Linked DNA regions of Homo sapiens: region 2 is linked to region 1. Evidence: read pairs that join two places in POLR2A ChIA-PET (ENCODE). Cell type or tissue: HepG2. All regions are shown on one strand. Each heading gives the region's core, and the rest is flanking DNA. Links, peaks and the distances in the headings are about the cores only.

Region 1 (16,040 bases), core at 3,934-7,933:
AAAAACCTTTCCAACAACCGAAAAATGAAAATAACATTCTGTGAAAAAGAGAATACTTCTCATGTGGTGAAAAAAAATCACACTTCTGGGTGGCGCAGTTTGTAAAACGGTTGGCTTCAATAACTGATCTGAAACTTAACCACAAGTCTTCACTTCTGAACCACTGCCTTATTTCTATGATAGAAAGGTTTAAACAGCAGTTTTTCCTTGCTTTTTATTTTTTTTCTTCTTTTTCATGAAACGCTGCAATTTCATCTTTCTAATAGGAACACGTAAGCACTATTATCCTTTACAAGCCTGGTGATTATTTGTCATTATTATTACCCTGGTTATTCTAGCTCAGATCAGCTTTGACTTCTTCAGCAATGCAAAATTCATATAAACGTGCATTCTTATACCTCTGTGTAGCACCAGGAACAAATAACATTTAAGCAAATAGGAAGATCTATATTCATTCCTCAGATTCCGACACAGAAATCAGATTGTTTTACCATTGTTTCACACTTGTTATAACACCAAAATCCAAATCCACAATCCACTTGTATTATCTATTTATCCTAAAAAATATGCAAATGAATGCTTGTCGCTACCTCATGCAGAGTTTCTGACATATCCTCTATCTTATTTTTTAGGCAAACTGTATATACTTAAGTGAACCAAATGATCTAACCATAAATCTTCAGAAACCAAGGGGTTAATAGTTTTTTTCATCCATGTTTAAAATTGTTTTATTACCCCCCAAAAGCTACTGTAGTTTACTTTTTTACTAAATGTTTATCATTTTTGAAAAAGAAAAGCTCTAGATTTAAAAAGGGGAAACGCTGAATTTAGCTCATCAAATGACGACCTCTTTTTAAAAGATATTCAAGGGTTGGGAATTAGAATGGAGTTTGAAACTTAAAAAAATACGAGGATTACTAAAAATGTCATAACAATTGTTGACTCACAAACCAAATTTCACTTAAATTTAATATTGAGCCAAACAGCAAATAAATCAGCTTTAAGTTAAAAATTTTTTTTCCTTTACTTCCTGCCAAGCAAACTTTTAAAATTCAGTATCCCTTCCACAGTTACATTTCTGATAACCATGAAGAACAACGAGTTAAACTTTTGAATCTGGAATAGAAATGTCTCATTCCAATTAAGAAAATAACTACAACCTTTGACCTTCCCACTAGCCTGATGGGAAATTCACTGGCACCATTATGGGTTTAGCCGTCCATGTGCAAGTAACCACTAGAGGGCAGCCTTATCTCATATCTGACATGCGGCAGAAAAATACCTGAAATGCTTCTAATGTTCCTTTAATTATTTTTGTAGTATCTTTGATTTTCCTGGATACTTAATAATCAACTTCAAATGGAACTAAAAGTATTCCTAAACAGTTCAAAAGTCCACTTTCACAAACAATGATATCACAAAGACTGGTGGTGAGAGGTGCTAGAGATACAGCTAGCTGATGTTATCTTTAAAATTTTAAAACAAAAGTTTTTCATCTTTAAGTCATGGCTGCCTCTTTACTATGTGCTGGGTTAAGTGCCAAGTCAATTATATCACAACTGGCACTTGGGGTCCATCTTTGGCATTAAAATTTCAAGTGGTTCTAGGCAAACTGAAGTGTGTTTGAGGAAGAAACTGACCAAGATTGTGGGAAGGCAGAACCACACTTACAGCAAAAAGGACTGGAGAGGGACAGCAGATATTACGTATTAGAGGGGTGTGTGTGTGTGTGTGCGTGTGCATGTGTGTGTTACAGTACTAGTCTTCAAATGACTTACAGTCTTTCATTTGAAAGATGGATTAAATGTGTTCTGCACAGCCCCAAAGGAAAGGATCAGAATTAAGGGATTAAAAGTACAAAGGAGAGAGTTATGCTTGATATAAAAAGACTTTTCTAATTCAAGATGGAGTAACCTACCTTTAAAGATAGTGAGTTCCCCATCGTTGGAGGTGTTCCAGCATAACCAGATAACTACTTGGCAGAAATATTGTGGGCAGGGTCCAAATCCCAGTGAGACATTCATCTGAGTGACTTTAAAGGTTTCGTCTGAGACTGAAATAATCCTTATTTGCTTTCAGACAAACACACCTTAATCCAGCAGTCATTAAGGCCATTCCCCACTAAGTGAGAAATGAGATTTTTCAGATCTACTTGAAAACTTTTAGACTTCACGTGATTTTCTAAAAGACAAACGATTTCTCAAGAATAGATCTACAATCATGCCCCTAAGCTGTCATGAAAACAAACACGACAGCACTCACAAGCACGAGAATTCGTAAGCTTTATACTACACAAAGTCATATTAAAATTAGAAGATGCATTTGTGAATGTTCCCTTTGCCTAAGGATAAGTGGAACATATAGATATATCTCTCAATTCTATCATAATGGCGATTGGTTACACAGGTTAGCTGTACTTCATGGTATTCTGTATTCTTGGGGAAAATAATGCTTATATTTCACTCATATCCTCTTAAAACAAGCAGACTTAATGAAAATCATGGTTGAAGAGAGCTAATGATAAGCAAATAAGAATAACCCCATTTGTACCAAACTGATTTTATTAAATAGTAATTTAAAGATATTAGGCTCAGCAAAGCATTACATAATTGGATCTATTTTTTTCCCATATAAATGCCAGAGTTATAATTTCCACTAACTAGAGACAAAGTTATATCCAGGACGTTTTTCACAGCTTCCTCCAGGGGAGGCATGAAGATAGAAATTAGGGTTGTAGTTCTTGTTTCACGTTATCAGATGGAAAAGCTAGGCTATAACGCAACCTCTGTGAGCCTCAGTTTCTTCATCAGTCACTGATGGGACTATCAGTGACTCTCTATGGAGGATTAAATGATGTAAGAGTGTTTGTAAACCATAAAGCACAAAATAAATATAGATTAGCATCATCTCCCTATTTGTTTATGAAATGCCTAGTAAACTTCAGAAGCAGTAACATTTTAAAAAATGAAATAACTGGAAAACCTAGGGAATAATCTTGACATTATTTTTTATACCCACAGGAGCAAAGATTTTTAAAGTTATCGTATTATCTCCTGAAAATATGATGAGGGCTAACAAATTTCATTCCAAAAAGAAAATCCAGAAACAAAAGATTTCAGCTGCTTCCTTGCATTTTGCCCATTGGATAGTATATGCTATTATCCATCTATTTAGACCTCCTATCTCTTGACAATTAACAGAAAAATCATGTTCTATCATGTCACACAAAATACTGACGGATAGAAAAAGCTCTGACTACGACTCTCTCAGTTCATGAATCAAAAGGTTGGGATGGAAGGGAGTTATCTTCAGTAGAATAGCTAGATGGGGGAGACAGAACTTGTAAATCATTCCTCAGAGGGTCTGTATGTGGTCTTTGAGATACTATCAAATGTCAATTCACACCTGACTTGTCACTGGTGGATGGCTCCAAAAAAACTGTTTTTTAAGTAGAGAAACATAAAAGTGGTGTAGCTGCTGACTCTGAGTGTCTAATTATGGCTTTAAAATTATTAAATATGAAATACATAAAGGCAGCCTTGATTTCTTACTAATAAGTGCTGTAAATAGTAAAAATGAATGCAGAAAACATTTCCATGACAGAGTATTCTTAGGAAATTTGTTCCACATAAGGGGTTTTGTTGATCCCTATAATAATTTAAGAGATTTTTAAGAAAACTGAACCCTACATCTACCTCTGCAAATCTATTCATCCATCCATCCATCCATCCATCCATCCATCCAGTAACTTTTCTCCAGTAAGTGGCCATTTATAAATATTATTTTCCTAGATACCCCAGAGCAAATAAGAAAGTGGTTGGGTGCTATTGTAGGTGCTTTGCAATTATCACCTTGCTGATCTCATCCACTTTTATTGTGTCTCACTTGAGTGGGAGGGAAAGATAGGAGAAAAAGGAGACTAATGAGAATTATTAATATATTTACAAGTGTATCTACTACATATTAAAGAGCTAAGGTTTAGATGACATACTGTATATTTCTAAATGACTATTTCTGTTTAGAAATTACATTATTTCATGACTGGGCAGCATTAAATAAATTATATGGTTCTCAATTCAAATCGTGGGCAAAAGGGTTTACTTGTGCATGCTGCTGCTTTGTATCTCAAGTAACGTGATTGAAATATATAAAATCAAGAGGCTGCCCATGAAAATGGTGCTTTTAAAATACTCTCTACTTCATGGAGGGTCCAGGCTTCTCCCTCCTCCCATGGACAAATGGATTCAGAAATCCTCTTTGTCTTTAAAAGAACTGATCCCTTCTTGCCAGATAAGCATTCTGCTCAGTAGTGGCAACCATTTGGGTTTTCTCTTTTCAAGATCCAGCCATCACCTTCTCCCAATCCTTCCCATCACAAGTAACAAAAATGGTACAAAAATCCCAGTGAAGGGATACCAGGCAATGGGTCCTTACAGTGAGATCAGAGATCGAATTCTAATTTCATTTCGTAGAAAGAAAGGCCAAGTTCTTCAAAACTACAGAATCGTATTTATTACAGTTGGACATACTACCAACACATACAGTATTTTCAAAGTGGTGAGGAGTCTTGCATTTGCACATGAATCAGGCCGGACGAAGAATCTACGGGCCAGAAATTCCCTTTAAGCCTCCCTGTGCTCTTATAACTCCATTTGCACAAACACAGGCTGAGCACTCATATGAAGCAAAGGGGTATATCATCTACTGAAACTGATGAACGTCTTACATTTCCTTTCAGTACTCCGCTGCCGCGTGACATCTGGCCAATGCACTTTTATGATGAGCAGAACAAGTGCTCCCCCGATTATAAATGTTATAGCTGGCTCTCTCCCTTTGCCCAAGAAGCAATCCAAATGGTATTGGAATTTTGTTGTTAATTAAACAAAAGCAAAATTGAAGGATGAGACTAGAGTTACTCAAATGAAGATTTATTACATTTGAGCATGAAACTAAGCCTAAACTTATTTGACAACTAATGCAGAGGAAGGATTTTCTTCTTTGGTGAGTTCAAAGGGCCTGATTTACTGATGTTTAAAAAACATCAGTAAATCAGCCAACAAAGAGAATCTTTCTTTTATGGTGGCTTGTTCTCTCCTCCCTTGTCCACATGCATCCACATACCAAAAAGCTATATTGTAAACAGTATTTCTGTTTTGCACGAAAAATCTAGTTATACAAACTGTCTTACACATGGAACCAATTTAACTATTAAAACTGAGAAGCAATAGGGAAGTATTTAATAAGATTCTAAGCCAGTTTTTTCCTCTAAATCTGATATGGAAACATTTACAGCATTCCTCACTTCCCCACAAACTATTTTCTCTTTCAGCTTAAGTTTGCACCAAAGCAAGATAATCCCATTAAAATTCAGGATATTATGATATTGGGAGTGAAATATTCTAATTGTTCAGATGCATTCTCTCTCCCTCTTCCTCTATCTCTCTCTCTCTCTCTCTCTCTCTTTCAGGCAGCTGAGTTTATAGAAAAATTGCATTGCCAGTACTTCTGAGGCACTTTTTTCAAAGCACAATACTATGAAACTATTATTTTATGGCAGACAGAGGTCACTCCAAGTGTGGGGGTAGCGTGTGTGATTCTTATTATTCTATTAGCAAGGGACAGTATGGAACTTCACTTTGTAGAATTACAAAAGCAAAAGCCTATGTACTAGGAAACATCAACTTTAAATCAAAATATTAAAACGTACTTTCCTTTTTTTTGGTGGGTCGTTACTGTTCATTAGGGGAGAAAGCAGTTTAAAATGTCTCAGCCTCTCGCCTTTCCTCCAATCAACACAAAGTATATTAGACAAAGTGGATAAAGACTGGCATTGACATCTTCCAAATAGCAAAATCAATTTTATAATTTAAAGACAAAAAATGCTTTAACTGCAGAGGGCATTTAAGACGTTTCACACTTACAGGGCTAATGAAATGCAGGACTAGCATAAAAGTTTTTTGGGGGGGTGGGGGAGAATAGATTTTTTAACATAAGAAGTCGATAAGAAATCTTAATAATTTTTCCTCCCAAATAATTTTAAGTGCTTAAGAGCGCGGATCACGGGAGGTTTCCTCTCTTTTACTTATATGAATTACATATTCTAAAAATGATTAAATCCCATTCCCCTCAAGCCACAGGGGAAAAGAGAAAATTTGCTGTGGGCACATTATATAGAAAGATTTCATCTCAAGCAGCTCATCTTAACGTCCAGTACGTTTCGGCCTGTTAATAATTAATAAAAGAGATGCCACCCAATCTCTAGTGAAGAAAGGCAAAGCTCGGTGATCCGAAAGTAAACCCAGCGCAGATACCGAACTGGTGTCCTTCATTCCAGATTGCAACACAACCCCAAACTAGCAAACGTTTAACAGGCGCTTGGCACCCGCACCGGTGGCTAGGACCCGCAGGACAGTCTGGGTCTGCACAATTGCTGCGCATTAGGGAAGCCGCGTCCGCCGCAAACAGATGGGGCTCTAAATCCCCAAGCCTGGCGGCCGGGCCTGCGAAGCAGCTCGGGCAGATTATCCACGGCGAGGAACCTGCGGGCGCACAAGCGGGCGGCGGGCGGCGGGCGGCGTGCTGCGGGCTGAGTTTCTCCGGAGCTGTTTGCAACCGTCCCAAGAGCGAGTCTCGGTTTCTCCGGCAGCACGGGCGACTTCCTGAACACCTCCAAACTTTAGCTTTCCCATCAGAAAGTTCCCTGACTTGCCACGGTTTCTCTCCTTCTCACCTGAGAGGACCTAGAGCCAGTCCTCCCTCCAACCAAATCCCCCTCCCCTCCCGCCCCCGGCCCGGCTACGGAGTCCTGATGAGGGCGGAAGGCCGGGCCGCCCGGCAGGATTGGCCGCGACTAACCCGCGCCCGTCGGCCCTCACCACGGTCTAACCTCCGCCCCTGCCCGCGGATCCCGTGGGCTGCCGAGTTCCTCCCCACCTCCATCCACCAGCCAAAGTGTCAAGCGGGGTGCGCCGCGGCTCCCTGGGCCGCCCAGAGCGTCTTGGCACGCTCGAGGCGCCCGTCTCGCTCCGGCCCGCGCGCTTTCGGAAGTGGCCGCGGCGGGACACAGCGCGGGACACAGCGCGGACCTGCGGCACTTGCCCGGCCGGCGGCCGCTGAGGCGCTCGGGGACGCAGGGGCAGGGCGCAAGGCCTGGGGCGCTGACCAGTCCCCGGGGATGACATCGCGACAACGCGCACGCACGGCCCTGCCCGGCCGCGGCGCCTCCCCGACCTAGGCCGGAGCTGTCCCGGGTGCGGGCCCTGGGGACCGGCCGCGGGCGTCCCCGGCTTCCTCTGAACTCCGCAGACCCTCCCCTTCCTTTCCGAAGCGCGGCGACTCCCGGCAAACTTTCTTTTGGGAGACCCGCCCGGTGCCAAGCGGACCCAAGAGACTGACAGGAGCCGGAGGGGGCAGCAGAGGGGGATCCACCCCGTGCGCCTTTGCCCCCCAATCGGAGGCAGGCCGATCCCGTGGCCGGGCTCAGGTGGCGCCGCGGCGGTGGCCCAGAAGGCCCTGGCAGGGCCCCCGCGCCGAGCCCCGGGCAGTACGTGCGTTCGGGCAGGCGCGCCCACCCCTCCCCCTGCGCGCCCTCCTCCCCGCCCCCCGGAGCCGCCAGCCCACCCGGCCCCGGCGGGGCGCCCGGGCTCACCTTTCATCGCTGCGATCACAAAATACATCATTTAAGCCGCGGTGCGGAGAGCGCAGGGAGAGCGGATGGTCCGACCCCGGAGCCCCCTCTGCCGCCGCCGCGCCGCCGCCGCCCGAGCCACAGCAGCAGCTGCCGCAGCTGCCCGCCCGCCGAGAGCCATCCCGAGCCATAAGAGGCTCCATGTGACCGGCTGACATCACGGCCGCCGCTCTGTTTACACCGCGCCCCTCCGCTTCCTCCCGGGGCGGGAGGCGGGAGGCGGGAGGCGGGAGGCAGGCGCGCCCCAGCGCCGCGCCCCGCCCCGCCCCCGCGGGCAGGTGAGTAGCAGCGGCGGCTCTGCTGGCCCACCCCGGCCGGGCCTGCCCTCCCGCGCCCCGGGCCCTCGCCCGGGCGCCCGCCTTCCCCTCGCCTTCGGGATCACCTGTGGCCGCCGGTCGCTTTTCTGCACGCAGCGCCCCGCGGAACGCGCCTCTGACCACTTTCTGCCCCCACTCGGTGGGGCAAGAGGCTCGCAACCCGACGCCACTCTCCCGCTGGCTTGCCGGAGCACTCGGGGGCGATAAATGCGCCAGCTCGTTGGTGGAAAAGACAGGTTTGGTCTGGGGAGCTACGGTCACCCGCATTTCCTAGAGTGCCCCAGCTCTAATCGGAAGGTACGGCCCACTTCTGGGCCGTGGAGAACGAAGCCACTGGGACCGTCCGGGGAGTGGAGTAAGCTCCTCCGAAGTCTTTCTGGAGAGACTCGGCCTGGGCGGGGGAACTCCGCCCACCCAACCCTTGGCAACCCTTGGATATTGGCAGTTATACCAATAACCAAGGTCCTGGTCTACACCTGTCCCCCCCAACCCCCTTCCCCGCGTCCAAGACCACTGATACCTGCAAGGAAAGCCGGAAATTGTATGTGAATCACCTAAATGAACTCCAGTTGCCAGCTGATTTGAGCCGCTAAATTCCCAGGCTCTTCCATATCTCTCCAGAGAACCCATCTACAAGTAGGAAAAGCTATCGTTTTCATACCCTAAAAATGAAACACTGTGGTAATTCTGACAGAAAATAAAGACCTCTGAAGGTGAACTTTGTACATTTTAACATGCGACTAAGACTTAATTCCCTCTAAACTTTGAAGCTTAATTCTTCTTACTGTCCTTACGGAACTGTAAATCATGACGTTATTATTTTACAGGTCAATCTCTTTACAATGAATTTCAGATGCTACATACCCAGAGTCTGCATTGTTTAAAACTTTGGTCAGGGTGTCTATAGTACCGAGCATAACAGAAAAAAATTCTGAAAAGCCAAGTTTGCGTACCTATTGCGGTTCCTTCACGAAATTTCATTCTGCTTGCTTTTCTGTTGGTCTGTTGCCACGCACAACTTAAAATATCAGATGGCTATTAGCTGTTGCATTCATGATGATTAAGCAAGGATAATTCTAGCATATTTTTTTCTCCATGTAAGTGAGTTGCTCTTGCCCCTGAGTTGGGCCACAATTTAAAACACAAGCAAATAATCAGCACCGTAGAAAACAAGGATTCATACACTCCCTCCCCAGCCCCCTTTCAAGGCAAAATTGAGTCTTCCAAACATTTATACAGCGCTCTGATTTAGAAGGTCAATAAAGTTCGTTGTCCTTCAGTCAAGCCATGGCTTTATAAAAGTTTGATTTCAGATAAATTCATTCTAATACAGCTTTTTTTCTTAAAGATTTTTCCCCCAAAAAAAACTACAAAGAAAAGAAATTATAAAAATGTGAACCCAAGACCTACCCATGTTAACTCAGCTGTCCAGCCATAGCAAAGTGGACAAGAGTTTCAAATGAATCAGCCATACCCACTGTAATGTTTACAATTATGAAATTAAATCACACCACGTTCCTATGATGCAACTATATCTCCCAATGAGGCAACGCCCCTCAGTTACACTGACACCATCATTCACATTTGGTTATTGATTTCCCTTGTGCTAACGACTAATGCCAAGCTATCCTATAAGCAGGTCCCAGGTACAATTTTCTTTCTTTTGTATCGTTAAAGGATGGAAAACCATCGGAGACTGCATCCTCGGAAGTATGTTCTTCCCTACTCAATGCAAGTGAACCCAGATATACAACTCGGATGATTCACAATGCTACTTTAAAACAGTATCCTGCTTTAGAAAACAATGTTTTCAAAAGAACCAAATCTATTAGCTCTAGCGTGCCTTGTGAGACATCTGACTCCAAGGTGAATAATCTGACATCACTAGTAATCAGTATTTATTTCCAGATCATTTCAAATGAAATCAGTCATTGGGAACAACATGTAACATGACATCTGCTCCTGCAGTTATAAGTAGAATCATTCATTCTATAGATATGTCCCCAATAGAAATATAATCTCAAGTACTTATCTGAAATATTTACACATTTATTCAACAAAGACATTTCCAGAATAATGTAATACTGACCTTGCCCTTTGGAGATGTACTTCATTCACTTCCTACAACTAATGAGCAACAGAATTTCAGATATGAAGTCCTAACCTTCCAATGTAGCTAGATGCTATTTGTAATACATGCCTCTATTAAATGTCTTCAGCTTTTAACCCAGGTTATATTACTGTTCTTTATATTAACACAAAGCTCTTTGAGAGTAAAAACTATAGGCTGTTTTTTTTTTTTAACCACTCAAAATGCACATTTTCTATGACATTATAAGGCCCCAACCAAACAAATCAGTCAGGAGTAAAAGGGAACATCTCCCATATTGAAGGGACATCTCCCTTCAATAATACCAAATTGGAGCCATAAATGATACATTTTAGCACAAACTTTTACCCACTGTATATTAAAATACAATCATGTAAAAGCCGGGCATGGTGGCTCATGCCTGTAATCCCAGCACTTTGAGAGGTCAAGGCGGGTGGATCACTTGAGGTCAGGAGTTCAAGACCAACCTGGGCAACATGGTGAAACCCCATCTCTACAAAAATACAAAAATTAGCCAGGCGTGGTGGTGCTTGCCTGTAATCCCAGCTACTACTCGCGAGGCTGAGGCATAAGAATTACTTGAACCCAGGAAGTTGAGGTTGCAGTGAGCTGAGATCACACCACTGCACTCCAGCCTGGGCGACAGAGCAATAATCTGTCTCAAGGAAAAAAAAAAATACAATCAAGTAGAAATACAATAAAATATTAAAATGCAATAAATATGTAGGAATAATCGTTTGGATTTTATTAAATAAATGCTTATGAGTACCGACTGAGGGAGAACACAGTGCTAAGGAACATATTCTTTCTTTTTCTTTTTACCAAGTGTTCTGAAAAAAAAAAAAAAGTAAAGTAATATTGCTTACATGAAGATAATTAAACAGAATGGGACTTCTTTACCAGGAATGGGAGTTTGTTATATATTAATTTGCAGCTCAAAGGTTTCTGTTGACTAATCTCAGAAAAAGAAGGCACACAACATACTTATAAACACATGTAACTCATCTCAGAGTCTCCCAGGATGGTCACAGCCCCACGTGGTGTTCCTGTGTGCTGGGTTCCACACTGAGTCTGCCACACAGTAAGAAAGTAGAGAGACACTTCTAATGCCAAGTTGTTCCCAAAAACACCTAGGGGAAAAGATGGGTGCATTTTTGCAGGAGTCTAGACGGTAGTATCACTAGTAAATTGGTGCCAGTCTTCCTATGTTACAGTTTAAATAAATGATACTTGACTTTATGAGCGTATATTTTGTTTTTCACCACACAAGTTCTGATCTCATAATTTGCCACCCCAAATCACAGATATAATGCTATTGGGGAGAATGACAAACCAGTGGACTGGCAAACTTATCCCGAATCTGCAAGTGGCTCCTAGGACAAAGGTGATTTCAAAGTTTGCTGATGCATGTGAGGCACAGCATTTTGGTTTTGTCTCACCCAGGCCCTGCGTCTCTCTCTCCAGTGTGCGTCTGCTTGCTAATTCAATTAATTTTGTTATAGCTGAACAAGAAAGGGATCAGTGAAAGGTTAATGTGGTCCTAGGCAGCTTGATTCAATGGAATCCTTAGCCACCACTGCACTGTGACCTTTAGGAGTTGAGCCATTCTGGTTGACATAGAGCCAGGGGACCAAGTTTCCTATAAACACAATAGGGTCAGACCCAGAGAGTTCTAAAGCAAGGATACTTGGGAAGCTATGGACACATCACAAACTAACCTAGAAGAGATCACAGCCTTGCTTAAATATGAGTCCAGAAGGAGCCAGTTTCTCATAAAGGAACACTTACAAATGGAGTAACACTGGTGAGACCCAGAAGCCAACAGTAAGACAAGGAACTCTGCTGTTTATGAGTATAAAGGGGGACGGGACAAGTGGATTAATGTGGTTTATCTGCCTTATTCATGATTTTAAAATGAATATAGATGTAGATTGAAATATGCATGTATGTATACATATGCATAGTTCATGAAATATCGTGAAATAGACTACATTTGGGTGGCAAGAGACACCTACACTTTTACACACTCACACCCACCCACACACACATACACATATTTCTCATAATCAGCCACACTTACTGAGTAGGTATTATGCTGACACTGTGATGGATAATCAAACAAGAATAAGACAGTAGCCCTGATTTTGAGAAGGTCACAAATCAGCTGACCTGTGCTCTGAAAACTGTAGAGTTCCGTGAGTCGGTCCAAACATTCCTAAAGGTGTAACATGTCTGGTTGCCCATTGAAAAGATGTTTGCGCAGCACTGTGCCACTCACTAACAGTTGATAGATGACTGCAAATCATTAGTGTGGCTATTAGTGTAATGGGATGTTGGAGGTGAAAGATTTGACTAAATGGAGACAATGGTGCAGGGCTTCTGGGATTTCTGGAACCATATATTTCATACACCTATTAGGAAATTCAGAGGACTGGCTTATGTTTTGTAATCACCACAATAAGGAAAAGGGTAAAGTTCACAGGCATACAGAGCTGAGCAACCTCCACAGAATAGGTGGGTGGCAGGTGCCTCACTACACACACACCAGTCAAGGCAGGAAGGGGAGAAATGCAAACCAAGGCCAAGAGGGACCTCCATTCCTTTATGTCCCCATGCTGTGTCCTCACCCCATTCCTATACCTGGCAGTGGTACAGGAGATACACACACACACACACACACACACACACACACACACAACATATATATATATATATATATATACACATATATATATATATATACACATATATATATATATATATATACATACATATATATACATATATATATATATATGTAAGCAAACACAAGAAATACAAGTGAACTCAGAATCTGGAATCCTGGGTCCAGGATAGTTTCACACTTGTCATTAGCTTTCTACATCACATCGGGCAAGCCATTTTACCTTTCAGGACACCAGGCCCCTCAACTGTAGCCTGATGGAGTAGGAACTGACTGCAACGGGCCCCTACCACTCGAACATCCTGTGACTGCTTTCAGAATCATTCCCCATCCACTTTTCGGGAACACTTTCTTCCCTTTCTCTATGCTGTGCCGTATCTGCTTACTTCTCCAAGAAGCCTTCTTTGTTTGCTTGAACTCCATGGTATGGTGGAATGGGCTTTGGCATTAGATGAAGTTGGGCTCAAAACCAACCTACATCCCACTCACTAGCTGTATGAGCTTGAGCAAACCTTTGTTTCACCATACGTCAAATAAGGAGAGTAGAGCCTTGTAGGGCCACTAGGAGGATTAAACAGTATACAGAAAGGAAAAAGTGATATCTCTCAGTAGAGCTTACAAGTGGAACTGCCATCACCACCCCATCAGCCCTTACATTGTTACACACACAGCACCTGTGCCTGACATAAAATGTTAACCCTTAATCAAAATTTGTTGAAATGTTTCTCCGCATGCACTTTTGCTGAGCGTTCTACAATTTTGAAACTCGTGTGTGTGTGTCATGTATATAAAACAAGTATAGTTGACCCTTGAACAACACAGATTTGACATGTGTAGGTTCACTTATGTGAGAATTTTCTTCCGCTTCTGCCACCCCTGAGACAGTAAGACTAACCCTTTTTTCCTCCTCAGCCTACTCACTGTGAAGACAATAAGGATGAAGACCTTTATGACAATCCACTTCCACTTAATGAATAGTAAGCATAATTTCTCTTCCTTATGATTTTCTTCATAACATTTTATTTTTTCTACGTTACTTTATTGTAAGAATACAATATATAATACATATAACATACAAAATATATGTTAATTGATTGCCTATTTTATTGGCAAGGCTTCTAGTCAACAGTAGGCTATTAGTAGTTAAGTTATGGGGGATTCAAAAGTTATATGCAGATTTTTTACTACAAGGGGGTCAGCACTTTTAAACCCTACATTGTTCAGGGATCAACTGTATTTATTAAGCACCTGCTAAGTATTGAGGACACAAAGATGGATAAGAATTAAATTGTCCATTGGCCTAAGAGGCCCTGTGGTCTAGCAGGCTTTTTATGTCTTATTTCCTATAGGAGAGAAAGTTCTCATCCAATGAGCAATGACTAAACACCTTCTGTGTGCATTACACTGTGCTAGTATGTCGAGAGGAAAGGACAAAAATCAAGGTATCAGTCTATCCTCCAAGGAGCTTGCAATCTAGTAGGAAAATAAACGCAATGCTTATAATGTAAGGCAGAATGTGTGGCACATACTCGAAGTGTTCCAGAAATAAAGTGCCATGTAAGTCAAGAATAAGAGTGGTTACTATGTGCGGGGTTCATCTGAAACTTTAAGAGAAGGAGGACTTCATGAAGGATATTTGAGCTAGACCTTGAAGGCCAAATCACATCTTGGTGGATAGAAGTAAAAATGAAGAGCCTCTTAGAAGGACGATAGAACACAGTTGTAAAAGTACAGGCTGGGTGCTGTGGCTCACGCCTGTAATCCCAGCACTTTGGGAGGCCAAGGTGGGCAGATCACCTGAGGTCAGGAGATTGAGACCAGCCTGGCCAACATGGCGAAACCCCATCTCTACTAAAAATACAAAAATTAGCCAGCTGTGGTGGCAGGTGCCTGTAATCTCAGCTACTTGGGAGGCTGAGGCAGGAGAATCACTTGAATCCGGGAGGCGGAGGCTGCAGTGAGCTGAGATCGTGTCACTGCACTCCAGCCTGGGCGACAGAGCAAGACTCTGTCTTAAAAAAGTAAAGAAAATAAAAGAACACAGTTGTAAAAGTACGAGACAGAAAATGCATTTCTCACTCAAGGAAACTAATAACGAGCATTTACCAGAGATAAAATACACACAGATAAGAAGGGGAGAAAGCCCAGAATGTAGGTTGTAGCTATTTCTTCTGCCTTCCCTCACAGTGCCCAGGACAGAGCTCTGCAAACTATACACTTTCAGAGAATGATTTTTGAAAAAATAATTGGAGGTAGAAGAAGGGAATTGTGCTTCAGAAAATAAATCTCTTTGCAGCTTGCCTATTTCATAGTCTTATTGTAAGGATTAATCGTTGGTTTGATAGTCATAAAGTTAAATTACACTTAATAAAACACATAGAGCAAAAGAGTTCCACATCACAGCACACCAAGGAAGAATAAAACTGGAAATGGATGTTATTTCATCAGAGTGAAAAGCTAAGCAGAGCATTTTAGGATGAACAAGATAAATGGAATGTTATTTGATTTTGTATCTCATCCATTTCAGTTCTGAAAATTATCTGAGACAGTTCTATTAATATAGATGCTTCATATATAGGCCATATTTTATTTTTTAAAGAACTATCTTAAAAATATATTTTCAAATAATGGAGAAAAGATAAGCGGTTACAGATGGTTTTCCCTATTTTTGTCATGCATGATCAAGGACTGCAGAGTAACGTGGGCTTCATTGGGAAATCCAAATCTCGCAGCTAGGAGCGTTCCAGGAGCAAATGCTGGCATTATTTTGCTTTCACAGGGAAAATATGTTCCTGTTCAGTCAAGCAAAGTAATCAATTATTCTGCATTATGAAATACTCATTTTATAACTATTGACATTTCAGACAGTTGTGCCACATGTCAATAGTGGTTTTGATGCTCACATTTAAGCTCCAGCTTATAGGATGGGATTCATCTGGGCTGACAGTGTCTGACCAGAAGTCTATTCTCTGCTCTCAGAAGTCCATCTATTATTTATGTCCAGTCCTACACTGTGGAAGTCTGTTGTGAGCGCTAAAACAAGAATAGATTTGGGTATTTTTTGTTTTAATAAAAAGGTTAAAATTTTCTCAATATGTTAGATCCACATTTTAAAAAATCACTCTTCTCTTAAAATCTCTTCCTACATTTTGTAAGATGGAGGTAGATTAAATTAGGCATTCCAGTCAGAAGTTCCAAAATTCCTGTTAGATTTTTAGTATCTAGTAAAGCCTTGTGTCCTCA
Region 2 (16,040 bases), core at 6,072-10,071, 150 kb after region 1:
ATACACAGTGGACGTATCTGAAAGGTCTACCTGCTCACAATGGGCTACATCCCCACTTTAACTCGGAGACTGGGACACCAAGGTTTGTGAAACACTGAGCCTAGTATTTTTCCTCTGTATCAAAAGAACGAATGCCAAAGGATTTTTTCCATTTTTCCTTGCATGTTATTGGAACTGAAAACCTTACTTCTACTTCCCATCCGGGTGACTATTCTTCATGTAGAATTTAACAAGATAAGAAGATGCTTCCTTTTTGCTTTTTTATTTATTTACCTTTTTAGAATCAGGTCTCATTATGTCACCCAGGCTAAAATACTTTTTTGCTTTGTAAACAGAATCCATAACCAAGAGACAAATATTCTCTTACCGTTCAACAATATTAAGTATCTGCAATATACCCATCCTCCCAACTCACCCTTGGACCTAGACAATACAGGATAGGAATTATATTGACCCTGCTTGTGTAGGGACTAGGTTGCTCCTCTTCAGTTACCTATTCAGTTGAATAGCAAGTTACAGCTCATTAACACAGAAAAACATAGGACATTAGTTCATTTCCACTTAAAAATATCCCTACTAAGTAAATCATCATTCGTTTCATCCAAAATACCTACAGAGACACACAATTCACTTATAAAGTTGAATGAGGGGATTAAAAATGAAGAAAAGATTATGTCTCCCATTTAAAAAATATTATAAGTAAAATGCATTTACCAGTAAAACACACTAAAAGGATCTGCAGAAACATCCCTGCTCCATTCATTAATGCAACAAGTATATGCCAAGTGCTATTCATTTCTCAACACCTAAAGGTGAGCCAGGCACAGATCCTGCCCTAAAAAAAACTTAAAGTGTAGTAGGGGAGGTAACTCACATTTACATATAATTCAACTGTAAGTCAGAGTGCGAAAAGTACTATAAGAAAGGTGCAGATTTTTAAAAACTTTATACAATAATAAAATTATAATATAAATGTAAGATATTATTAATTGCATCTGGTAGAGGTCTCCCCTTGAGTTATCCCATCTGAACACAGAGCTAATACGTTGTTATATCCATAGGCGGGATATTTACAACTCCCTTTGTTGGGGTTTTATTCTAGGTGTAATTACCACTAGCAGGACAGGAGCTGGAAGCCAATAGGAAAGGCCGAAGCTGATGCTGATATTTACCTCCCCGTTTTTGGTGTCCCTTGCTTTGAGAAGGCAGGCCCCAACACTGGGTTCCCTCTCACATCCCCCCACCCCACCCCATATTCTGAGTTCCTCCCACCTCTGTTCTGCTCCATCAAAACTTCATTGACAAAGAGCCTCATGGATGCCACTAAAGAGGACAACACATTAACTGGAAATGCTCAGTCTTTCGATCACTTTCCTTACTCCAACCTCCAGTGATACATATTTTAAAAGAGTGTCCTGGAGATGAGTCTTTAGCCAAAAGAAACTCCACCTTAGGAGAAGTGGGGACAACAGAGTCAGGAGTCCTGGATTCTAGTCCCAGATTAGTCACTCAATGTAGTACCCTAGGACAAATCCATTTATGTACCTGAGCCTCCATTTTCTCCATTGTTAGAATTCACCAATAGCAGACTCCCAATGTCCTGAGTATGTAATATGCAATATAAAGCTCTCATGAATTATGCAAATAAATTTAAATACAATCATGAGAGGGAATTTTAGTGAGGTGCAAGGGATCTTTCTGACAGGAACCCTGTCTGTATTACCTTGGGTAGGGTAGGTTTGTCCTGAGGCAAGACCTGTGCCAACAAATGGCATTGAATCCAACCCAACTGGATTGTAATCATTTATACAGTTGTTAGTTGATTTCTTCTTCTGTGTATTAAATCTAAAATATGAAGTCTAATCCAACTTATACTTTATGTAGTCAGGGTTAGGGATGGTATTTTCTATGTAATATCTTACCTCTCTGCTTTAAGGCTAGTTGTGGACAATAGATTTAGTTTTTTTAAAAATTGCTAGATTCCTTCTTTTCTGGTTCCATTTCTGGAAATAGCAACATTAGCAGCACTGAATCAAAGTGGTTCTTCTCACGACTTGTCCCTTGTCCCTTTTTACATTTATCTCCTGTTACGCCAGCACAAATAAAACCATGAACAAGAGTAAACAGCGAATGTTGGGGAAGGAGTTTTCAAAAGCAGACCTTGGTATCACTTTTAAATAGTCCACAGTTCTAAATGAGGCTGCAAGCATCTTGTCTTCCTTCAGTTGACTGCAGGAGAAGATCTGTACTAGATGATGCTGGAAGGTCTTCCTCTATACAGGAAGACGGCTTTCCTCCCACACGGTTTCAGGTGTGCACACATGACACTCGGATGTGACTGTTAGCAGCTGGAAACTTTGAGGTTACCAAGGACCGTAGGAAATGCCATTCTTCTCATTCTGAAGAACTGAATTTGGCCAAATGGTCTTAACCTTTCATAGCCTGATTTCTTTTGTGGTTGTCTTATCGTTCAATTAATTTAAACCAACCATTCCTTCTTTAAAATACAGAAATAATACATGCTGGCTGGAAAAATCTTAAAAAATGCAGTAGTATGTAGAATACAAATCAAAGGAGCTTTTCACTTCCCCTGCATTCCTTAATCCTTCTCTTCTCTTTTGAGGTCAAACTTTTAAATATAACATTTTCTAGGCTACTTTCTGTGCTTTAAATATATGCTTAAATACAGATGCATGTATGTGTGTGCTCACTTGTATTTCTCTTTGCATGTTTTCCTGTGATCATTTCATTTTACTTAATACTATATCATGGATTCATTTCCAAGTCAATATATCTATATTTGGTTACTTTCTAACACTGTTTAGTATTTACAAGGAATAAATAGAAAGGTATGTTACAATATGAAAACTTTATGTCTCAACAAAATCTCAGTGAGCTATTCATATAGGAAAAGAATTTTTTTTTTTTTTGACAGACAGGACAGTATTTTCATTGTTTCTTTTTAAACATACTTTTATTTTAAGTCCAGGGGTACACCTGGTTTGTTACATATGTAAACATGTGTCGGGGGGTTGTTGTACGGAATATTTCATCACTCAGGTATTAAGCCTGATACCCATTAGTTATTCTTCCTAATCTTCTCCTTCCTCCCACCTTCACTGCCTCTTAATAATAATCTGTCATATATTGAGGCTAACCCAGTAAGCAGGAAAGCAGCCCAGCATCTTTAACTCAAGAAACTTGTGAACTTTGGTGAGCCATATGGAGTAAACAACTGTCAGTGATGGTGGATAAGGTCATTTAAGCAGGTGTGTCTAGAAAAGAATGATGCCCCAAACCCCCAAACAATACACTTGAATTTCACCAATAAAAATTCATTCCTTTGGTCTAAACATGGCCAATACTAAGCCTTCTCTTTAAACATGCATATGTGTTTGGGATTAGCAACCATTTAGTTTGTGGGATGCTTTCCTTTCCAGAAACCATGCTTCCATCTGAAAACACTGAGTGTTTCTGGTGAAAGAAGATTCTGACACTAGGGAGAGGCAGACACAAAATAGAGAAGATGTACTGAAGGAAGAAAACAGAAAAAAGTCAAAACAGCAAGGATTCCAAATTAGCCGAAGAATCAGTCCCCTGCCTAGAGATGGCCCCAACTGCTAAGAGGAAAAGTTAACTTCAGGTGAATAACATTATATTTTTTAGAAAGGTAAGTGGTTTCTTTGGTGAACTAGAACAGAGGAAGCAAGTAGAGCAAGCACACCAACACTCCCACTCCTTGTTTACAGCAGACATCACTAATCTATTGTGGCATTCTTGGTACTCCAGGCAGCCACTACCAGTTGACTGCTGTTAGTGCCCAAAATGAAATACAGTTTGTTATTCAGTCATGGGAGTCATCATCTCCATTATTAGCAGCCATGAGTTTGAATTTCACAAGTAGACATGAATTGCATAAGCTTAAAGTTGCTGTCAGCGTTCTTTTTCAGCCAAGTATCTGCAGAGGAGGACACGTCCCAGGGAAAATAGGAGGTCTCTATTAGCTAATGAATTAGGATCCTGCCATACCAGGCTAGAAGTTCCGAATAGGCGAAGGGAGAGCATTGAGTAACCAGCCTCTTAGAGGCTGAGTTGAATGGTCATCTAAATCAACTGTGCTATGGAATAGGATGCATCTCTAGCAGATGCTGGGTACACAGAGTTTTCAAGAATTTAAAAAAGACGTTGCCTTAAAATGTCTTGTTTGGATAGGGCCATTTCTGCATATACACCCCCAAATTAGATTATTTTTAAAAGGTTCTATTATCTAAAAATACTATGTAACATTTTAAAATATAGTAACCATCAAGGAAAACAGAGACTGAATCTAACAGGAAGAGGATGTGAGTGTCAAATTGTTGGATTATATAAGATGGAAAGGTAGGTGCGGGTGAGCCAGCACCTTCCAGATTCCTGAGAGGCAGCAAAGTCAGGGTGCCTGTGCAGAAGTCAGGCCAAAGCTTTTCTCTCTGTGGGAAATCTTCAGCAAACAGCCAGTTCCCTGAGCTCAGGACACACCACATCTACCACCACATTTCAGGAGGCTTACTTGGAGTTTCAGTGTAGAAGTTGTCCTCAAAAAAATTAAGCAAATTAATCTAGAAAGCCTTAACCTGATTTGGCCAGCTTAGTTCAACTGTGTCAGAGGGAGGTTGAGCAAGCCCTTCCAGCTTGTCTGAGATGTGATAATCATTCTCATTCTCTCTCTCTCTCTTAATCACTCGTACATATCCACCCGTGGACAAACACACGTGTACACACACCCCCCTTTACATAACCAACACATGAACACTTACACAACCCTACATACCCTGACACGTGAACAGTTAAACATACTTACAATCACACACACACCCACATACACTCACATACTTACAGCTACGCACACACACGTGCACTTACATGCTTCTATAAAGACTATCCTGTTATCACCCTTCAGAGATGCAGATTCAAATATTGCCCCATACCCCATCATAGTATTTTCTTTCAAAACAAAAACTACTTTCTTTTGACAGAAATCTCCGTCTTTGAAAGGGACACTCTCATAAACATTAGGCCTTGGGGACCGTGTGGAAAATAAGCACACACCTGCTCTGCGGCCGGCCCCTTTATTGCCAAGATGGCATTAGCTTGCTCCTCTGGAGGAATTCTGGCTCAGAACTTTCATAAGTTGGAGACTCAATTATGCTTCTTATGAGTTCCCTAAATTTGGAAATGGAGGTAAATAAGGAAATGCATTAGTCAATGTCCTTCTCAACCTCCTCCCCTACTCATATTTCAATCTTCTCCCCCTGCTTTCTTGGGGTGATTTCTTTGAATTAGTAAAAACTACCGACTGTAGAGGCCAAAAATGAGGCACAATATTGAGATGGGAATAAGGACAGTGGAGGACACAAATGCCAATCTTACTTATGAGTATGACCAGTCTGTGTGGGTAAATCCCCAGGGCATGCAGTTTTTGCGTGGGCTGAGGCAACTCATGTCATGCCAGACTTCACTGAAGAGTGAGCAGTGTTACTGTGAGATACCAAGGAAATAACACACTTTGACGTGAGATCTTTAGATTTTAATTAAAATGCAAATATTAATGTTGTCAATATTGGGGGATTAAAGAGGATATTCCCCATGAATAAGTACTGAGGAAGAAAAAAGACCATGATCTGAAAGTTAAACTGTATGATCTCCCATAAAAGGGGATGGCAGAGATATGCAAAGTCACTTTACTGAGCTTCTGGAAGGCAAAATTTGACTGGAAGCTGCCTGAATTTACAAATCCATCAGAAGGAGGTATGATAATCAAGCATGGCCATGGGAGCAGAGAGAAAAGAGTTATGGAAACAAACGTGGGCAATGGCCTGCTAGGATTTTTCAGGCCTAAGGACCCAATCAGTTGTTCCCAGTGGATGGGAAGTTGAGTTGCCCAACTTATGTGTATCCAACTATCTGCACACAGGTGAGCGGTTAGAATAGGGGCAGAGAGAGAGAGAGAGAGAGAGAGAGAGAGAGAGAGAGAGAAAGAGAAAGGAATGAGATGGGAATGAGGAAAGGAATAAGAAATGAAAAGAGGGCAACAGAGTGGCAGAGTGGGAGGAGAGAGACAGAGAGTGAGATGGAGATGAGAGAGGTGACTCTTAATCCTTCATCAGCCTCTTGAGCTTCTCAGAAGATGAACATCTCTCTGTGCTCAGCAGGATTTTTAGTGTTAATTACAGCTGCTGTTCATTCAATGTGACCCCTAAATCAGTGTTCTCCAACTGAGGTCTTTGAGCCAACAGCATCAGCATCACCTGGAAAATTATTAAAATACAAACCTGAGTCTCTCCCCAGTCCTACTGAATCAGAAACTCTGGAGATGGGGCCTCTCAGTGATTCTGATGCACGATGAAGTTTGGGGACCACTACCCTAAACACAAGCCAACTACCACATCTGGAGCTCCACTGAAAAAACAGCTGGAGAAATCTCTCTTCTTAAATAAACACTGTAATATTCTGATTTTAACACAGGAATGATTATTTTATATATCAGTTTTGAGAGCTTGAGAGATTTGAGTCTGCTCTCTCATCTCTGAACACTGCAAAGACAAGACACGTTTTTGAGTCTGTGGAGCTGAAAGTTTGTCTTTGTAAATAGGAGACAGGCACCAACATAATGGCCCACTGTTAGATTTCTTGGGACCCCGACCTCTCCATGTCCTGCGTGGGTACTTCTCTGTTTTCACACACTTAACAGAAAAGTAGGTTTCCCTGATTTGAGAGAGATCCACACCTTGATAACATGCTGCAGAAAGATACAGTATACTCTTCCAAAAGACTATTCAGCATGGTGTAAATGTAACGGCAATCATGTAGAGACTTTGAAGTGACAGATGGGGCTAGAAATCTCTGTGATACTTTTGGCAATGGCTAACTAAACTGTTTTCCTGCATTTCTAATACATCAATCTGTTATTTGTTTCTAGCCTGCTTTTATTGTTTCATTTTATCTGCTATTTGCACTCAGACTTGACTTGCAGACAACCATGGGCAGCACAGTTGGGTATAAAAGAGAGTTATTTAATGGTGTTATTTAAGGTGTGCACCTTAGCCATGCAGTTTACAAAAGCAAATCTCTGTGAAGTACAAAGCATCAGAGAGCAAAACAACAGTCACTGACATCTCTTCAGAGGAGAGAAAGAAGCTGAGTCACTGAGCCTGCAATTCAAGAGAAGGCAAATATATCACAGAACAAAGAATAAACCTCCACCCTGGGTCACAGGACATCTGCCTCAGAGATGTTCACCAACACAGAAAGATTTGTTGCTTATGATAAAAGACATCTGTGACAAGACATACTGAACAAAGGATTATTTGACCCCTAACTAAACATAGCTGCTGTATAAAAGGTTGTTTTTTTATATAATATTGCCAAACACTATTTCTGTAGCTCTTTTAAGAAGAGGGAGAACAGCAAGTGTTATTAAATCTGTGGTAGACATCATTCTAAACTGTACCTGGGAAAGCATATGACACCTCCATCGTAACTGCCTAATTTGCTACTTAGGGATAGAAACTAATGCTACTTAATTGAAATAAAACCAGATGCGCTGCTGAGAGCCTACCACCTTTAGAATTATGCTAAGCATCACAGGGAAAAAAGGAAAAAAAAAAAACCAAGTTGCACTTCGGCCTCCAGAAGAGACAAGGTAAACAGAAGGTGAGTTCAAAAATGTTTGTATTTAGAGAACTCCATGTGAATTGGAATGTGGCAGGAGAAGCTTTCATAGAAGAGATGAACTTTGCTCAGTGGGTAAAATTTCACAAGGCAGTTTGGCAGGAAACACAAGCAAAGCAGCACAATGGATTCAAGGCTCAGTGGTTTTGAAGATAAAATTCAATCCCTCACTTCCATTTGGGATGAAATATTGGGAAGCAGCAAAAGTGTCACCAGCAGGAAGGTCAACTCACCATTGGAGACAGACTTATTGACTTGACTGGCCAAGCCCAATTTAATCCTCCATCCCCAATTCTAAACACACAGTAGACTAGATGTACCCATGCCCTTCACAACACACGTTTCAGCTGTTACCTCTCCCAATTATCTTGCTTACCTGTCAACTTTAAGGCGTCATCTAGGGATCAAGCAGATGCCTTCAGAAGCCAGGACTGAGTCTAGGGGAGGGGCTGAACAGGTTACAGGGCTGGGGGATTCTCACTAGGGATGTCAGTTCACTGCTGGCTAAGAGTGGGGCCCAGATTCAGTCTTCTCCTTTTTTTCCCCTGGTCCCAAAGTATCCTGGAACAGTGTTTTCTGGTTGGGCTATGAGTTTTCATGGTGGCAATCTCAGTTGGTACAGGAACCTAAGGTAGACGGCAGAGGTGCTAGCAGCATGGCGGGAAGTCAGAGTTATTAAGGAAAATATCCGAAATACAACCCATTCTGTCTCCCTCTTCCAACTAGCAATAATCAGGAAGGCCCTTCAGCTTCAGTAATATTTGAGAAAGGACTCCTGCACCCAGAGGAAAACCTTTGCATAGGCCAGCATTCGGTTTAAGACTTTTGGCCTTGTCCTCTCAGTTCATGAACTCTGATTTGATATTCTGTTACCTGAACAAACTCTGATCTGATATATATTTTTTTCTTCCTGAAAAAGAAGTGCATTGGAGGTATGGTGATTTCCAGAGCATCTCTGAGGAAGTGTAAGTCTGTTTGTGTGGCCCCTGTCTACCATGTATTATAATGATTTATGGGTCTGCCTCGCTGTCCCCTACTAGAGTATCAGCCTCAACACTCTCTACCTTGCTCAGTCTAAAAATTTATACTGGGGAAACATTCAATAAACAGTTATAGGCATCTACGGCCATACCTCCCTGAAGGTGCCCGATCTTGTCTGATCTTGGAAGCTAAGCAGAGCCGAGCCTGGTTAGTACTTCGATAGGAGAATAAATAGATACACCTTGGCTAAAGGAACATAGCGGTGAGAATTCAAGTTCTTGCCACCTTCCCAATGCCTCGAAGACAGAAAACTGAGGTCTTGCTAGACCTTTATTTACCACCGCTCCTTACCACTATGTCCTTTCCTAGAGCCCACCGGTGCAGCTCTTCCTAAATGCCTCAGCATCCAAGTGTACTTTCAGACCTGAACCCCTGCAGTGCCTTTATCCTGGACCATTCTGCTACAACCATTTCATAGCTGTGCATCACTAGAGGGGATGCCAGTGGGTGGTTAGGGAAGGTATCAAATTGCATGGAACAGGAGAGGGTACAATCAGGTGGATCATGTTGTCACTGCTGTTGGACGGTCTCGTGGTCCAACTGCACACAGCCCTTCTGGAAAAGTGATGATGTCTACTTCTACCTATTTCCAGGAAAGGAAGTTCTATAACTTCAGGCAGACAATTCCTATGTCTAAAATTCATTACGTCCCCTAGTAATTGCAGGATGGTGCTCTTGGAAGAGCACCACCTATTGGCAAAAAGACCAATGGAAGGTTAACCTCTAGACTAGTGCTTCTCAGGGTGTGGCCTCTGGACCAGCGGCATGGGCAGTACCTGGGAACTAGGTTAGAAATGCCAGTTCTTGGGTCCCATCCCAGACTGACTGAATCAGAAACTCTGGGCATGGGCTCAGCAATCTGTTTTTAACAAGTCCTCCAAGTGATTCTGATGCTCACTCGTTTCAGAACCCCTGGTCTATAGAATGGGGGCTATAAGCGTCATGTGTATATATCAGTTGTCAATTTAGAATTACCTGTTTGTTTGGCTCAGGTTTCTTCTGTTTATTGCTGCTTGTTAGGAAGAGATATCCCCTGCATTCCATAGATTGTGTGAACTGTCAACTGGAGAGGATGGGATACAATTTTCACAGGCCACTGGGCTCCTGGAAGCTCAGGCTATTTGACTTCGAAGAACTACACACAAGACCCTGATTAATAAATTTGTCAAGAGCTGCTCCTTTTTGTGACAATTCTAGCAGAGACTTCGGTGACAGCCGTCCACTTTTATGGATTTTAACTGAGTAATTAATAGGATAACAGTTACAAGTGCAAGTTAAGTGCGTATTATTTCTCCTGGATTGGGTCATAAATAAGTAATATAGCTTTTGGAAGTGAATGGGAAGAGACGCTTGAAAAGAAAGACCTATTGGGAGCTGAATGAGGGAGTCCAGACTTAATTTGAAGCTCTACCTTCTCATTTTAGTGAAGCAAGCAGTTCCACAAGGGATAAGCCGAGACCGTAGCAGCTTCTGTTTCACTTTGTGCTTCAGCTATAGCCAAACATCGACAATGTACCAAATGGAGACATTTTTGAAACTGTCCTCCTCTCACAGATATTAAAAGCAAAAACAACTCTTCAATATGCCAGAGGTAAGAAGAAAGGAGGAGCATCAGCAAAGACTGAGGAATATTTTACAACACAGTTACACAGACTATTACACTTTTATCTTTTCCCAGATCCCCGGGCTGACTCCTGCCCCAACCACAAATTCCTGGGCTGCTCTAGGATGTAGGGGCCACTCACCTGTTCCAAATCAATTCAGGGCCTCAGGGCCACATCACATCTTTTGTGGGCCCTGGGTGCTTTTGGCTTCACAAGCCCTTTCTCCATAATCAAAAAATAAGTAAAAACTACATTTTATGATATCGTTGGTATTAAGACAAATATAATCCAGGCTGGATTTCATCATTATGTATTCATTATTCTTACATTCATTTTTGTCCTTCTGATTTGAAAAGAAATGAAAATTAAAATAGTTTTGTTGGTCCCTAAAAGTCCTGTGGGCCTGTGGTCGTTTCCTACGACTGCTGGAACAAAGTTCCACTCACTGGTGGCTTACACAGAGGAAGCGCATTGTCTTACAGATCTGGAGGCTGGAAGGCCAAGATCAGGTTGCTGGCAGGGCCATGCTTCCTTTGAAGGTGCTAGGGGAAAATCCATTCCAGTCCTCTGTCCTAGCTTCTCAAAGTCCTCTGTCTTGTGGCAACATAACTCTGATCTTCACAAAGCATTCTCCCTGTGTGCATCTGTCTTCAAATTTCCCCCTTTTATAAGGACACCAGTCATGTCCGATTAGGGGCCCACCCTACTCCATGATGACCTCATTTTAACTTAACTAATTGCTCGGAACAGCCTTATTTTTCAAATAAGGTCACATTCCAAGGTACTGGGGATTATGATTTCAAAATATAAGTTTTGAGGAGGGGGACACAGTCCAACCCATAACCCAGGGCTGTGGCCTTGTATCTAATGAAAAAGTCACTTCTTTCAAGGACGTTCTCTGAGATTCTGAAGGCAACGTAGAAACCCGGGGTCTTCAGTAGCATCAGAAATGTGATAAACACCCAGGGGTGGGGAGAGATACATTTTTGGTTTGGGGCTGGGCGCAGTGGCTCACATCTGTAATCCCAGCACTTTGGGAGGCCCAGGTGGGTGGATCACTTGAACTCAGGCTTGAGACCAGCCTAGGCAACATGGCAAAATCCCATCTCTACAAGAAAACACAAAAATTAGCCAGGCGTGGTGGTGTACACCTGTGGTCCTGCTACTCGAGGGGCTGAGTAGGGAAGATCACTTGATCCCAGGAGGCAGAGGCTATGATGAGCCCTGATCGCACCACTGCACTCCAGGCTGGGTAACACAGCAAGACCTTGTCGCAAAAAAAAAAAAGTTTTTTTTAAAGGAAATACTTCACCACACTTCCAGGAAGATTTTGTGTGGACCAACTCAGTCTGGGGGAAGGTGAACTTCTCTCAATGCCCCACTTCATACAAGTGCCCTGCCTCGGGGACCTCCCAGTCTCTGACTTAGGAGCAAACCTTCCTCCACCTTGAGCTTTTCATCCTGCACATTTACCGCTTGTCTCTGGGAGCTGAGCCCCACTAGGTATTGAGGAAGGAAACGATTTCTTTTTTTAAAGAAATCTGATTTTCATGGAGGCCTTGTACTTCTCGTGCTCTTTTTCCCATGTTAACTTTAGCTTTTTTCCTCTCCTGAAAGAAACACTCAGCTTGCCCCTGGGTCTTAACTGACAATCCAAAACAGAGGAGGAAGAAAGAGAGGTTCCATCCAAAGAAAGAGATTTGTCCATCTCCCCTGGACACCAACCTCTCTTCTCCTCACCTGACTCCTCTCTTCTATTAGAAAGGAGAGAAAGGGAGCGGGGGAAACTGGAAAGGGGACTTGAGATTATCACTCCCTTTTTTTTAGCTTCAGTTTTTTTTAAGTTACTATCAGTCCATGGCAACAAAGGCCTCTGAATTCTTTCTGTCTGTGGCTCAATGGTTTAATTATCAAAGGATTCTATAAACCCCAACAACGTGTGGGCTACCCAGTTCGTTACCCCCCGCACTTCAGAAGAAAAATCACCTCACACAAAAACAGCCAAATAAAGTTGCACAGTCCGAGAAGGCCCATCAAGCGAGAACTGAAACAGTACATGAACTCTGCCTGTCCATTTAAATTGCAAAAGCTCCAGCTCATTCGCAGACACAGAATTCGGTCTGGCAAAACCATTCACAGTCCTGGATGTGAACTGGAGCCTACGACATTAAAGGCACCAAGGACAATGCCAGTGAGGCTGTGTCCAAAGCTGGACTATCTCCATGAAATGGTTCTCTCTGAGCAGGCAGAGGTAAATAACAGTAATTCCTTCGAGAGTGTGCATGCCAGAAATGAAGAGCTTGAAGTTTATGTGGAGGAGCTGTTGAAACCACCCCAGGAAGACTTTTTCTCTCAGCACAAATTATAATAAAAAAATCTCAGTGGCACTCTGAGCTGTAAATCTCTTAGGTTAACTTTTAAAAAAATGTGACATTGTTAGGTACATACGCAGGACCAAATGAGGTATTTCTTTTAACTGTTCTGCTCTTCATAGAGCCTCTCTCTCTCTCTCACAGCTTTGGTGGTTTTATGACCATACTGAAGGAGCTAGCAGAATCCTGTTGCTACCAATAGAGGGTGGGTTGGTTAACCTAACAGACTGACCCAAAAGGTTGGGCAAACCCCAGTGAGAAAGCAGCTGTGGCACTTTTTGAGGCTGTGCAATTGGTTCACCTGTATTTCCCGTGTGGTGTTGAAACAATTGCAAAATATAAGCCTAGGCATTCTTCTTGGGCAGTGGCAATGCTGTGGTTTAGAGTGAATGGACATCCCATGCTCCAAGTCAGTGATAAACCGCTTGAGTTATCCCCAAATCCTCTCCAAATGCTTCAAGCAGCTAATGTTACAACACTGACCATTAACAAATAATGTGGGACAGGAAGAGAAAGTTCAGTGAACCAATGACTCAAATTCAATTCCCAGCCAGAAACTTCATGGTGCACAGAGGACAGTGTCCTAAGGAACAGTGGCTCTTGCTTAATATGACCTTCAGGCTTTCTTTACCTTGCAGGGGCTGCGTGCGCTCCCAGGCTTCTCCTTCCCTCAAAGGAGAAAGACTGTTTACTCTGTTCATATGATCTCTGATGATAAGAGACTCAACAGGCCATGGGCTTCAGGGGTTCTTTCTTGATGCTATGAAAACCAAGATCAGGGGAAAGTGAGATGGGTCTATGCCTCCTTGGGTAAGAGCTTCTAGAGAATGGAATAAAGCAGAGGATAGGGTCAGACAGACTGAAAATTCTCAGAGGGTTGTGTTCCAGGGCAGAGACTGCTGTTGGCTCCTCCCTGTCTGGCCCTGGAAATGTAGAGGTTTACACCTGGGCCATTAGTAAATGCCCCATAATTCCTCATAGCAGATCTAGTTCCCCAACCTTACTGCAGAGGCATGGGAGCCGCACCTCATTGGCCTAATGGACTCCAGGGAGTTGGTCAAGGAGGTGCAGCCCTCTCCCTGGAAATTTAGAGTCTCAGGGAACTTCTCACTGTCTTCATCTCTTCATTATTCAAGTGGGAGGCCTCAACAACCTTGTCTTCTTTCCACACTTCCTGCATGGCCGCATGGCCACAGCTGATCCCCTCACTCGCCTCAAACCAACCGTGCAAATCTCCTTGGGAAGCAACATGCCACTCCCTGCCAAGCCTCCTCTGGACAGCGCCTGCGAGTTCCTTCCCTCTCCACTGGACAAAAGTTTCTCTCACAGCATTTCTGTAACTTCTGAAACCCAACCTCCTCCAAGAAGCCATTCTAGATTGATTAGAGAGAAATGCAAATAATTCCTGTGACTACAACTGGAGATATATCTATATCTATCTATATGTATAGATAGATATATATGTGTATGTATTGGGAGTTATTATCTTCAACAGCCACCAAGTTTCTTGGTGTCTCCTCACTGTCATCCACATTGAATGCTGTTATTCTTTTAAAAAGTGAAAATAACTTCAATGTTTGAGTGATTATAAAAATGTTATATGCTCACTTAAACAGGTAGATATGTAAGTGCAGAAATCTATTCAGAAGAATGTGAAAATCACACAAACCCCACTACACACAGAGTAAACTTTTCTTTATCTGAGAGGTAAAAATGGTATGTGTCTATGGTGTACAACATATTTTGATATATGTATACACAGTCGAATGGCAAAATCACAGCAAGCTGTTTAATATGCATTACCTCACAGACATCATTTTTGTGATGAGAATTCTTAAAATTTCTGATGGCAATTTGTAAGTATTTATTATTATTAATTGTGGTCACTACGATGTTCAATAGATCTCTTGAACTTATTCCTCCCGTCTAATTGAAATTCTATGTCCTTTGATCAATGTCTCCTTGATCCCCCCAAGCCTCAGTCTTTGCTAACACTATTCTCCTCTTTGCTTCTATGAGTTTGACTTTTTAAGATTCCACATATAAGTGAGATCATGTAGTATTTGTCTTTCTGTGCCTAGCTCATTATTTCACTAATGTAATGTCCTCTAGGTCCATCCATGTTGTTGCAAATGACCATGACTTCCTTCTTTTTAAAGTGGAATAAATAGCATTCCATTGTATATTGTGTATATATACCACCTTATCTTTCTCCAGTCATTATTTGATGGACACTTAGGTTGATTTCATATCTTGACTATTGTGAATAATTCTGCAATGAAAATGGGGAGGCAGATACACAGAAACAAGTTATATGATATCCCTATTTATGTAAATGCATTCATTCTATTTTTTTTTTTTTTTTTTTTTTTAGTCTCACTTTGTCACCCAGGCTGGAGTACAGTGGCACAATCTCGGCTCACTGCAACCTCCGCCCCCTGGGTTCAAGTGATTCTTGTGCCTCAGCCTCCTGAGTAGCTGGGACTACAGATATGTACCACCATGCCCGGCTAATTTTTGTATTTTTAGTAGAGACAGCATTTTGCCATGTTGACCAGGCTGGTCTTGAACTCCTTACCTCAAGTGATCCGACCGCCTCGGCCTCCTAAAGTGCTGGGATTACAGGCGTGAGCCACCGCACCCGGCTGTAAATGCATTGACTCATGACTGATACTGGTTCTATGATGCTGGCAAAAATTAAACTTAGGCTAATTTCCATAGCAAAGGTTAAGTAGCTACTTATTAATTGGCCCTGTTTACATGCCTACCATGAAAGAATTATTTTTAGGCTTAAGTGGAAACCTTAAGCTTGACTAAGACCATCATAAGAAAACAGTGAATAGCATATCTACTTGAAGTGGAAGATGAGTGAGCTTCAATCCCATTGTCACTCTGCTATAGACACTGATAAGTCTTATAAAGGCAGAAAACACTAGTTTGAGTGAAAGAATGACTGAGGTTGACAAAAGAAGTATCCACAAGGCATGGTGAGTGGATCTGCCAATCTCTCTGCCCATCTCCAGACAGTATGACTCTGATTCTAAGCCCAAATTTAGTGGGAGGCTCTGCCGCCACATCTTATGTGCTGCTGGGCTTGGTGAAGGTTAGCAGTCACTGTCTCAGTTACATGCATATGTGACAAGGAAAAAGTGATTTACAGCTTCTCTTTCCCTCTTGTCTTCTAGGGAGAAGAGAACTTCCGTCCAATTTTATCCTGGGCCTTATTTTTCCAATCAGAGTCATGGAATGGGGATGAAGGAGAAGAATAAAAAGAAGCAAGACCATTTGGTTGGTTTCCATTGGAGAAACCAGA

Evidence for each region. ChIA-PET counts read pairs that join two places held together with the same protein. Peaks named below come from ENCODE experiments on the same cell type or tissue, not always from the same donor. Only the 100,000 strongest peaks of a DNase experiment are listed, where the experiment ranks them.
Region 2: POLR2A ChIA-PET joins it to region 1 with 7 read pairs; 5 of 35 experiments call an interaction of 5 or more read pairs at or near these places.

Annotation. Positions count from the first base shown.
Region 1 is chr15:60,584,739-60,600,778 of GRCh38, forward strand. The region is part of intron 2 of RORA (RAR related orphan receptor A); the gene reads right to left. It overlaps RORA-AS1 (RORA antisense RNA 1), which reads left to right. Exons shown (of 6, transcript NR_120342.1): 4 at 13,710-13,774. Among named protein-coding and RNA genes, the nearest start is that of RORA-AS2, 89 kb to the right of the region's middle. RefSeq lists an enhancer at 301-350 and silencers at 6,936-7,055, 7,086-8,135. In HepG2, for the core only: no CTCF peak of the experiment used is centred there; DNase peaks (open chromatin) are centred at 6,303 and 7,853; H3K4me3 peaks cover 2,878 bases.
Region 2 is chr15:60,727,941-60,743,980 of GRCh38, forward strand. The region is part of intron 1 of RORA (RAR related orphan receptor A); the gene reads right to left. It also overlaps the pseudogene RNA5SP397. Among named protein-coding and RNA genes, the nearest start is that of RORA-AS4, 28 kb to the right of the region's middle. RefSeq lists a silencer at 7,630-7,924. In HepG2, for the core only: no CTCF peak of the experiment used is centred there; DNase peaks (open chromatin) are centred at 7,121 and 7,761.